Regions from separate parts of the Homo sapiens genome. Here region 2 is linked to region 1. Evidence: chromatin loops called from intact Hi-C (ENCODE). Cell type or tissue: PC-3. All regions are shown on one strand. Each heading gives the region's core, and the rest is flanking DNA. Links, peaks and the distances in the headings are about the cores only.

The links. Peaks named below come from ENCODE experiments on the same cell type or tissue, not always from the same donor. Only the 100,000 strongest peaks of a DNase experiment are listed, where the experiment ranks them.
Region 2: it touches region 1 in a loop (10-fold over the local background); 3 of 110 quality-filtered maps call a loop at or near these places.

Annotation. Positions count from the first base shown.
Region 1 is chr13:98,213,312-98,216,125 of GRCh38, forward strand. It overlaps FARP1 (FERM, ARH/RhoGEF and pleckstrin domain protein 1), which reads left to right. Exons shown (of 27, transcript NM_005766.4): 2 at 1-102. Among named protein-coding and RNA genes, the nearest start is that of MIR3170, 6.2 kb to the left of the region's middle. In PC-3, for the core only: no CTCF peak of the experiment used is centred there; DNase peaks (open chromatin) are centred at 1,230 and 1,600; H3K4me3 peaks cover 1,754 bases; H3K27ac peaks cover 2,500 bases.
Region 2 is chr13:98,299,829-98,302,642 of GRCh38, forward strand. All of the region lies in intron 2 of FARP1 (FERM, ARH/RhoGEF and pleckstrin domain protein 1), which reads left to right. Among named protein-coding and RNA genes, the nearest start is that of MIR3170, 93 kb to the left of the region's middle. In PC-3, for the core only: no CTCF peak of the experiment used is centred there; DNase peaks (open chromatin) are centred at 1,573 and 2,053; H3K4me3 peaks cover 1,790 bases; H3K27ac peaks cover 2,312 bases.

The DNA.
Region 1 (2,814 bases), core at 174-2,673:
ACCTTGGAACGTGGACAGAAGCCGCCCCCAACACCTTCAGGAAAACTCGTGTCCATCAAAATCCAGATGCTGGATGACACCCAGGAGGCATTTGAAGTTCCAGTAAGTTGGGGGCTTATCTGTAACCCAGGAGTGTGGTAGGGGACAGCCTTTGGTGTGAGGAGGTTCGGCTCATTCCCATGGCCAGTGACATGAGGCGGCTGGAGGTCCTGCATGTTCAGCACCTCCCTCCCCGCCCCCCAATGGCCCCGCTGACCCGTTCTGGTTTCGAGCTCTCCAGTGTCTAGATTTATGCTTGAACCACCCACATAGTGATGTCAGTGGCCTCGGCACTTGAATTTTACTATGAACTTTCATTCAAATATATATATGTAATCTAAGTGCATATGTATATGTTATGTATATATATGTAACTGGAGGGAAGAGTGGTCTTGTGGCTGGATCCCAGTTTAATTTACTGGTCATAGACAATTCCTCTCTCACATTGGTGCTTGTGCGTGTGTGTTTGTGGCAGGGGGGCTGTCGAACTCAAGTCCCGGTTACTGGCAAGAACAGTCCCGAGAGCATCATTAAAGAGCCACGTGTGTTTTCATGTGAGGGAATCAGGAGAGCCTGTGCATGCAACCCCACAGGGCAGGTGTGGGAGTATCGAAAAGCCTCCTTCCGAGCCTGCCATATGGCAGCCCTAGAGATGGGGAGGCCCTGCCACCGCAGGGCCCTGGACAGAGCAGCCTGGGGGCCGGAGGTGTCACAGGAGGAGCCGGCAGCCTGGGCCCCTCAGCAGCTGGAGCCGTTGGAGCCGCTGGAACCTCTGGTGCTCCTCACTTCTGCTGTTCTTCTCCGAGCCCCTGCCTGGCCTCTCCCAGCCTCCTCCTCAGATCGCTCCTGCGGGAGGATGAGAAGCTGCCGCCTGCTTCGTGCAGCTGGTGCACATCTTATTCCCGGCAGGAGAGGAAGTGGGAGTGTCTGGCTGGCTAAGCAGCAGGCCCACTCCCTCTCATCGGCTCAGTCCAGAGAACTCTTAACACTCCTCGGATCTAGTATTTTGGGTTTTCTGTCTGGAGTATCAAATACCATGTCTAATATTGTTTGTGGAGGAGGAAGATAACTCTTGAATTCCAAGCAGCCAACTTACAAACAAACTCTGGGAGCACACCTGTTTTTAACATAGAGATGATCTGTGTGTCATTCCTGTTGGCTAGAGGGGCTGGAATTTAGTAGTCGGCATTAACGTTGGTAACCCATCATTTAATCACTTATGGGATATGAGTCAGCGAATTATATTTATTTCAAAGAACATTGCTCAGAGCACATGAACTAACATTAAATGTCTCAGGAAAAGATAAACTCAGAACAGCTATGCTTAAAACCACCAATTTATTGCGCACTGCAAACAACCTTTGTGTTTTCTGATTTTCTTGTGGAATTTGTATCTTTCAAGGACTTGGGACAGCTTTGTATTTTGGTGAACAAAGCTATTGCTCATCTGCTAAAATCATAGACTGTTGAGGAGAGCCCCTGCCATGCAGTTAGAATTGGGCCTCCTGGCACACGTGGTCCGTATGTGCGCCACCTCACCCACTTTTTTGTCTTTGTTGCCAGACTGGTTCAGTGAGGTGTTTCGTTTCAGTGTTTCCTGTTGAGCACTGTGAAGGACTTCTGAGCCCAGGTTTCTAGCACACACATTCTATTACACGGTGTTTCTGAGTGGGTTGGACTGTGGAACTGGCAAATGCTGCTCTTGTGTGCACTCACTCCAGGGATCGTTGGACTGTGCTCACCTGCAGTTCTTCTTGAAACCAAAGAAAGTCAAGACCCCATTCCTAGCTACTATTTAGCAGCTATCCAGGAACTCCCTGCCCAAGAAGTAGTAATAGAAATGTGTTTTTATCTTTTAAAATGATTTTTCTTCATAATTTCTGATGGCTTATGCTTTGCATTTATAAGCCCTTTGTCTGGAAGGAACCTTTCTCATGCTCTCTAATAAACTCCTGTGCATTCTTAAAAGCCCTATCAGTTTTACCTGGATGCCTACTCTCTCAAGCAGGGCTTTTTCTTCCTTCCTGCAGACCACTTTACTCATATACCTGTCAGATGCACAAGGGAGCCTGGGTTCAAATCCCAGCATCTCCTACTGAGAGTTGTGCAGCGTGAACAAGTTATTTAACCTGTCTGTATCGATAAAATGAGGCTAATAATAAACTCGACTTTATACTATATGAGAATAAAAAAAGAGGTGACACAAAGTGTTTGGAGCAATTCTTGACATGTAGTAAGAGCTTAACTAAATAGTAGTAATGACATGCACGTCCAACTGCCTGCCTGTTCTGTCTATATCCCCAGCATCTAGCATGGCACCTGGCATATAGTAGCTGCTAATTAAATGTTTGCTGACTGTTAGAGTGAGTGTGAGTTTATTTTACAAGTAGAATTAATGCCATTGTTCGTTTTCACATGTCTCCTCCATTCATATTTTTCTTTTTCTCTTTTTTTTTTTTGAGACGGAGTCTTGCTGTGTCTCTAGGCTGAAGTGCAGTGGTGCGATCTCAGCTCATTGCAAACTCCTCCACCTGGGTTTAAGCGATTCTTCTGCCTCAGCCTCCCAAGTAGCTGGTACGATAGGTGCCTGCCACCACACCCAGCCAATTTTTGTGTTTTTAGTAGAGACGGGCTTTTACCATGTTGACCAGGATGGTCTTGATCTCCTGACCTCGTGATCCGTCCGCCTTGGCCTCCCAAAGTGCTGGGATTACAGGTGGGAGCCATCACACCTGGCCATATTTTAATTTTTCTAGTTTGGTCAGAATCTTTCTC
Region 2 (2,814 bases), core at 311-2,810, 87 kb after region 1:
TAATCGGTACATTTAATTCTAGCTCTTTATTATTTTAAAATAGTTTTTTGTTTCTATGTTTTTGGATGCTTTCTGCCTCCCAGATGATCTGCTGCTTCAAGTATGTGTGCTAATCAGTAGCTAATCAGGGGGACTGAAATGCTACAGGAGCATTGAAAGCTTCCTCTTTTGTTCTGGCCTCACTATTGAATAGTTTCTAATGTTCCCCCAAATAATGTTTAAAGAATTTATTAAAACACTCCCTCTCAGTCCCAGTAATAGGCCAAGAGCCAACCACACACAGAATTTGGCCACACCCTTTCCCCTGAGAGCACTGTATCTAGATTAAGATATTTATTGAGGCAAAGAGAAAGTTGGTGTTAGGTTAGGAGGTCTGGAGTGAGAAGACAGTCCGTCCATGCTGCCTTATGGGGTTGGCCTCGAGTAGTGTGGGGACGACAGGCTTTCACGTTAGTCACTTAGAGGTCACTGGGAACTGTTCCTTGGGGCCCTGGGCCACTGTCGTTTGCACGGACCCCGTGTCTCTCTCAGCCTTGGTAGCAGTCATCCAACCACATCTCTATCATCGTTCTAACCGGCAGTGAAGAGAGCTGGGCAGATGCTTTGGGAGCCCTCTTGGTTTGGTACCCAGGATGTCCGCGTATTCTTTTTGAGTGGATTGATTTCCAGGGAAAATGTTACATTATATAACAGCAGTTTTATAAACATATACAAAATGTGTTCTGTACATGTAAAAGGGTCTTGCCTTCTGACTGTGCCCTCTTGCCGGTGGCTTCATCAGCTCTTCCATCTCTGCAGGTGAAGCCACTTCTCTGCTCCGCCCAGCAGGGCCACCCTTCCCCGTCCCCTCTGTACTTTTTTTCTAAAATATAGAAAGAACAGCATTATGAATATTACTTGCTTTACCAAATGATGGTTTCAAATATATATGGGGCACTTAATGTCCAGTTTTCTTTGAAAATAGACTTCTCCAAAAATGTTGGCCTGGTCAGGCACTGAGGCTTCTGTCTTCTGTGCTGCTGCCGACTTGGGGGCTCCATGGCCTTGGAGAGTTACCCTTTAAGGGACTCCATTAATGCATCCCAAATGACAAAGCCCCTGCCTGGATGATCTCTCAGGTCTCTCCAACCCTGGAATTGGTGATCCTGTTGTTGGTCCAGACCAGCTGTCATCAACTTGGGGCCATTGCGCCATCCAGGGGACATCGAGCTGGGTCCAGAGACTGCTTTGGTTGTCATCTAATGGCATCTTGAGGAAAGAGGCCAAGGCACTGCTGATCATCCTACAAGGCATAGGACAGTCCACCCTGCCCCCAACAAAGGAACACCTGCTCAAATGTCAGTAATGCAGAGCTCATGCCAGCCCCCACCTGGAGGAGCCCTGGGCAAGTACATTGACCAGCTCCTGGCCACTTTAATGCACTTTTTTCTTTCTCTCTGTTGGACTTGTAGGGCTTTCTCTGGTCCACGTGTCACTTTCCACGTCTGTTTACCATCTGAAAGTTCTGTAGGTGAAGAGGTGGAGAAGTCAGACAGGTCTGCTTGGCAGAAACAGAGCTTCTATTGTATGAGGTTGCTGGCAAGTGAGAGAAGCCTGAAGTCAAGCCTTCTGCGGAGGTGTGGGTTTTCTGAGCCACATTAAAAATGTGTGGCTCGTTCTCTTCTCTCTGTTAGAATTTTCCTGGCAGTGACTTAGGAGCTTGGCATTTGTTTACTTTTCCATTTTGTTTATGTCTTTCTACATTCCTGGGACTTGGATTGTTGAAAGCTCAGCGTTTTCTAGATAATACTGTGCATTTAATATTTTAGAGGGGATAGAACCTAAAGAAGAGGTGTTTTGATCGTATAAACCTTTCGGGCTTTTGGGGGGAAATCAAGTCCCCAAAATGGTAGTACATTGAAAACACACAGAGGGATACTTAACTTGCCTTAAGAAGCCAGTGTTTTTATGTTTATTTAAGTGTACACGTACTCGGTGGTGTATGGCTCAGACTTCTTTAAAAAGCAGAAAGTAAAGACTGTCCTCTGAGCCAAAGCCAGGGCATGGAGGATGCGTGCAACAGCCTTGTTAATTCGGGTGACCGGATTTCTCAAACAAAACAGATCATCCTGTCTGTCGACTTTAAAATTCATGATCATTTTTTTTTTCCCCTAAGGAAACCTGATTCCTTTTAAGGAATACTTGGTGTAGACACACCTCAAAATTGACCCCGTACACAGACTGGCTCTGTACCCATTAACTTCCCTGCATAGAAGTAGGAAGCAAAAAGGAACTTTCCATGAATTGGGCTGACTTAGCTGCCACATTTTGGCACAAAAGCAGGGGCCACCAAGTTAGCTGTTAACTCTGCTCTTTAATGGAAAGCCATAATCAAACCTCCAGAATAATGGGGCAAACACGTGGAATGAACTCTCTTTCCACCACTTTTGTAAAATCTACCATGAATGGCAAGTGCCAGCTTATGCCTGTAATCTTACCCATATCAAAAAATTCTTTTCTAGCTCACATTCATTCCTCCATTTTCCCCAGTTGCTATATTTTCAACCTCCCACACTCATCTTTTTTTTCACCCCTGCCCACACCAGTGGCCAAAGATGGTCACTTTCTTTTTCCGAGAGCTGCTTCTCCCTGTCCGGGGCAGATCAGCTTTGCCACACTTCACCCTTCCTGGGCGTGCTCAGGCAAAAAGCACTGCAGCCCTCTCTCCTAGCACCAACCTAGCCTGGGTGCTAGCACTGACCAAGGTCTGGGCATTTGAGGAATTTTTACCTATAACATCGTTGTCTGGAGAGATCAAGGAAAGGCAAGGTGAAG